2 separate regions of the Homo sapiens genome follow, and region 1 is linked to region 2. Evidence: chromatin loops called from intact Hi-C (ENCODE). Cell type or tissue: GM12878. All regions are shown on one strand. Each heading gives the region's core, and the rest is flanking DNA. Links, peaks and the distances in the headings are about the cores only.

Region 1 (2,831 bases), core at 69-2,568, 69 kb after region 2:
TTCAGCAGTGTCTGAGTGACAGGATGATGTCATTTGATTGGCAGTTTTTATGGTTACATAGCTAAATCAAACTGTGCATGTTCTTGCCCGTAAGTCATTAAGACAATCCCACTAGGGAGCATGTTTCGGGAGAACCAGCCCCCAGTAATTCAGCATAGGTTCTTTTCTATTTTCCCTAAGTTTCAGCCAGTCTGAGAAATAAAGAGAAACAGTACAAAGGAGAAATTTTACAGCTGGGCCTCTGGGGGTGGCATCACATGTCGGCAGGTTCTGTGATGCCCCCTGAGCCGCAAAACCAGCAAGTTTTTATTAGGGATTTCAAAAGGGGAGGGGTGTACGAATAGGGAGTGGGTCACAGAGATCACATGCTTCAAAAGGCAATAAAAGATCACAAGGCAAATGGCAGAGCAAGATCACAAGTCCAGGGCGAACTTAGAATTGTTGATGAGGTTCTATGTCCTGCTGGGCACGCATTGTCATTGATAAACATCTTAACATGAAACAGAGTTCGAGAGCAGACAACCAGTCTGACTAGGATTCTCCAGGCTGGCATTTCCTAATCCTAGGAAACCTGAGGGCACTGCAGGAGACCAGGGCATATTTCATCCCTTATCTTCAACCACATAAGACAGACACTCCTAGAGCAGCCATTTTAGAGACCACTCCCTGGGAATGCATTCCTTTCCTGAAGTTATTCCTTGCTGGGAAAATAATTCAGCGATATTTCTCCTATTTGCTTTCTGCAAGAAGAGAAATATGACTCTGTTCTGCCTGGCCCTGCAGGCAGTCAGACCTTGTGGTTATCTCCCTTGTTCCCTGAAAATTGCTGTTATCTTGTTCCTTTTTAGGATGCCCAGATTTCATATTGTTCAAACACACGTTTTACAAACAATTTGTGCTGTTAACGCAATCATCACAGAGTCCTGAGGTGACATACATCTTCAGCTTATAAAATGATGAGATTAAGAGATTAAAGTAAAGACAGGCATAGGAAATTATAAAAGTATTGATTGGGGAAGTGATAAATGTCCATGAAATCTTCACAATTTATGTTCAGAGACTGCAGTAAAGACAGGCGTAAGAAGTTATAAAAGTATTAATTTGGGGAACTAAAAAACATCCATGAAATCTTCACAATTTATGTTCTTCTGCTGTGGCTTCAGCTGGTCCCTCTGTTTGGGGTCCCTGACTTCCCGCAACAAGCGTGGTATAACCACATTTAAATTTTATTATATTGATGGCATAATGAGCTTGAAGTGAACCTGAGGACACAGTTCTATGCTACTGGGCATTTGCCACTTTAGGGGATTTCCACCTGTGACCTAGTTTCTCTTTCTACAAGATGTGCTGGCCACGGACTCTACCACAAACTCCACTTGTTAGGGAGTTTAGGGTGGGCGGTTCTGGGGCTGAACTTAAGTGGACCATGGCCTGCTGTTTTAGGGACAGCCTTTCTGCTCTCTTCTTTACCCCCTCCCAGCTGCTAATGTCTATCTAACCACTTGACAAAAATACTTTCACAACAATGAAAAAGTAGTAATACTTAGGAATATGCATTAATGTATTGTGAGACATAACTGAATAAAATTTATATTTTACTATTTGAAGCTTTGCTATATATTAACTCTATGATCTTAGCAAAGTTATTTGAATACTTTAAGTTTTAGCTTCTTCACATATAAAGATAGAACTGATGGTTTCTATCTCAATGAACAGTTGTAGAGATTTAAAAAAGAGAATTATAATAGTTCAACATATATCTTTATCTGCTAAAAACAAAATCAGTGCTTGCAGAGGTAACATTATATCTCAAGCTGATTTTCTGGTGACAGAGAGTGTTTTTGACTCTTATCTAAAGAAGTATTATTCTTTTGAACAACTCTAAGAATAACTTTTGAAACTGTAACAATTTAAAGGGGTTTAAACCAAATTTGGGACTATGTTCAACTTTACCTTCCTATAATTCTCATGCCAAGTAATAATTGAGATCTTTTAAAATGTTTTCTTTTTTTAAATTCTTAAATTTTATATCATTTAAAAATGAAAATGGCAGTTTGGAATAGTAGAAGATAAAGATTAAAGATACCAATTTAAAGTAAATTGGTAGAAATTCTTTAGGAAAATCTATGGCAGTACATTAGAGGAGATTTAGATATCCTTACACTTGACTGTGTCAGATTTGCTTGGAGAAACTTACCGAAAGAACATAACGAAAATATTTTAAAATGAAGAGTTACTTATAAAGTTCAATATATGGAAGACAAAAAATCCACTAATAATGTCTCATCATATAAATGACAGTACATATTTCAGAAAAGATTAAATATGCATAACCATTTATTGTGAACACCTTTTAACAACACGGGCACCACACACACATTCACATGCGCATATGCTCCCCCCGACCCCCCCTGGACACACACACAAACATTACCATGAGATTACAGAGACATTATGAGCATTATTACTGTGATTATTTCTATCTAAAATATTCATGTGTCACCCGTAGAACAATAAGAAAGAATAAAAATAGTCATATGAACAAGTGTTATCCAAGCTGTGTTTTTTTTCAATAATCTATACAATTATTAAGATCTTTAACATTAACTTCTTATGATTAAATAAAAGAATGCTATATAGTTTGGGGCAACTGCAAACTACTCCATGTATAGCCACCCTGAATTTGGTGTCTCAAAACCCTGTGGTTCTAACCAATATTCCCGCTTTCTTGCATTTGCATTCACCAACTTACTTTGCAAACTACTTCTAAAACGTATTGCTATAAATTGGGTAAATATCATTGACATTTCCTTATTTGAGTTTCTTAAGAA
Region 2 (2,831 bases), core at 64-2,563:
TAACTATAAAAATGTTTAGGCTGGGAGCAGTGGCTCATGCCTCTAATCACAGCACTTTGGGAGGCCTAGGCATGAGGAAAGCTTGAGGTCAGGAGTTGAAGACCAGCCTGGACAACATAGTAAAACCCCGTTTCTACAAACAATAAAAAAATTAGCTGGGGTGTGGTGGTGTGGACCTGTAGTCCCAGCTACTTGGGAGGCTGCTGGGGCAGGAGAATTGCTTGAACCTGGGAGGCAGAAGTTGCAGTGAGCTGAGATCGAGCCACTGCACTCCAGCCTGGGCAACAGACTTCGTCTCAAAAAACAAAAAAATCAAGGTAGAGACATTAATAATTAAAGCCCTAGAAGAGAATTGTTTATTAAATTCTCTTTTCAAATCTATTAACTTTTAACATAAACTTTTATTTATCTATAGCTTTAAAAAACATTATGCTAGAAATATATAGCATGTGAGAGTCAATAATGTAAGGTGTACAAGTCACATTCTCTCCATCTCTAAATACTTCCCAATAATTAGATTTGACATAACTATCATTATCAGCATCTCATAAGAAAATTTTAATTACATTTGTCTTTCCAAGTTAAATTTAGTGTTCACAAACATGGTACTCATTCCTTAAAATAATTAGAACATAGAGCAACAACTTTTTCTAACAAATGCTCATATTCCTCAAGTACTTTCTAGAGAACACTGAAGAAGGATTCATTCTGTAATAGCTAATAAAGACTGAATTATCCAACAATATTTAAAAGCTCATTTCAATAAAGTATAAAATTAAATAGTGAAATTCAACTTATTAATATTAGAATCTCAAAAAGTATGCCAAAATATTTATGGCAATATCTTGTAAGAATAAATAAAATAGCATTTTTAAGATACTAAAAATAATTTGTCTGCAACATCCAGAAGGATTAGATGTGAACTTGTGTTTAATTTGAAGTATTTTTAAGGTCTCTTTGCAAGTTAAAAGTTCTCCCTTTTGTGCATGCTACAACTGATTTAAACAAAGCAGTGAAACTATTATATTGTATGAATTGTAATATGTGACAGAGCAGGAAAACCACCATCTTGCACAAACGCCCCCATTTTAAGTCCCAGATCCCTTTCTAATCTCATGCATTTCAAGAAAATCACTTCTCTTCTAACCTCAAGCAGCCAGAAAGAGCAGACAGTGAAACAAAGGTAAGACAGCTCAAGCACAGAAGGAGAGGGGAAAGTCCCTTCGGGAAGAACCAATCTTCACACTCAAAAAATGGGCCCCAGTAAAACAGTGGGCCCTAATAAGCACATTCCTTTCACTTTAGGTTCACTAAGATAGGAAAGCTAAAAGTAGATTCAGGGCAGGGGTATGCCTGCAGCTGCAGGAAGTTGTACAGTAACAGACACAAAAACTCTCCCTCTCAGATAAGCAAGACAAAGTGTGAAAAGCTCTCGCACCTTGAACCCATAAATACTCTCGGCCTGTAACAGAAAGTGCTCCTGTCTCAACTTGGCCAGAAGTCCCTCGCAGGTTTATTCCTTAAAATAAACCTGTCTCTGACTGTTAAGCCACTTTTCATGTTTTTTTCTTTCTTCTTCAACTCCTACAATATGAAATGTAGATACCACAATTTTAATTATTTTAAAACAATTTAGTGTGAGTTTTATTTGCTAAACAAATTCCGATAGCTATTTTTCAATTATAAAGAGACACTAATGAGCAAATAGTGAAAATTAAAATGAAACATAACTTCAAAAACTGCAAAACAATCCTCTGCCAATACTTTTATTTTGACATTTTTTAAAATTATATAAGTAACTATGCTTCTAAACTTGGAGTGTCCTGGATAAGCCGTTACAGAACAGCAATATCCCTTTTTTGTGATGATGACTTAAAATTATTTCATTTCAGAATTATAATAACATAACATTTTTAAAGAGTATACATGTATCATTTTATATTATACTATAGATTGATCAGAGGTTTTCTTAATGTTGGCCATTCCATTTGAGTTCAAATTAACTAATATAAACAATTCATAATAAATTTATTTTATTTCAACTGTTGCTTACTATTATTTTTAGATTCACAAAATGGATATTATGGATATAAAGTACATGTTTACTTTAATGTCCTTTGGTATATACTACCAATAAATTTTGTAGAATTGTGGAATCAATATAGCCATTTGTGTAAGACTGCTCATTTTCGTGGAGTCCTGTCCTCACTGAATATTTATTCTTTAAAGTCAAATAGGGAGGAAACATCATCTCATTATTAATCTGTTTAGTTTAATATTAATAAGGTTATTTCATTCCTATAATTTATTGTTCATCCTTTTTTCTTTTTAAATATATATTTTTTAAGGATTCCATATATTTTATATGGCATATTAGTTTGTAAATGTTTTCATTAACTTTCAAAGTTTTCTATGTAGAAGTCATTAGTCTTTTGGATATAAATTTCAAATAGCACAATACATTCCACCAAAATTTGTATTAGAAAAATGATTGAAAATAAAATAAAAATTGACAGAATCTTGAACATATTGATAAGCATTTTTGTTGTTAATTGTATAATTTTTTTATTTCTAGATTTATTGTTCTTTACTAAATTTTCTCATTACACATAACTGCCTCCTTATTTGTCTGGTAATTCTTGATTGAACACTGGACATTGTTATTTTTACATTGCTAGGAGTCTGAAATGTGTTTGGCTTCTTTTAAAGAGGGTTGAGTTTTAGTCTTACATGCTAATAACTTATGTGTGAATCTTCTGTGAAACTATAATGGTAACAGAAAAAAAGGGAAAAAAGTCAATAATGGCAAGAGAAAATAATAAAATCTACTT

What was found. Peaks named below come from ENCODE experiments on the same cell type or tissue, not always from the same donor. Only the 100,000 strongest peaks of a DNase experiment are listed, where the experiment ranks them.
Region 1: a loop joins it to region 2, with 4 times the contacts of the local background. A loop is called at or near these places in 1 of 110 quality-filtered maps.

The regions. Positions count from the first base shown.
Region 1 is chr3:163,878,014-163,880,844 of GRCh38, forward strand. No RefSeq gene overlaps it. Among named protein-coding and RNA genes, the nearest start is that of MIR1263, 290 kb to the right of the region's middle. In GM12878, for the core only: no CTCF peak of the experiment used is centred there; a DNase peak (open chromatin) is centred at 1,308.
Region 2 is chr3:163,808,521-163,811,351 of GRCh38, forward strand. No RefSeq gene overlaps it. Among named protein-coding and RNA genes, the nearest start is that of MIR1263, 360 kb to the right of the region's middle. In GM12878, for the core only: no CTCF peak of the experiment used is centred there; a DNase peak (open chromatin) is centred at 1,321; H3K27ac peaks cover 696 bases.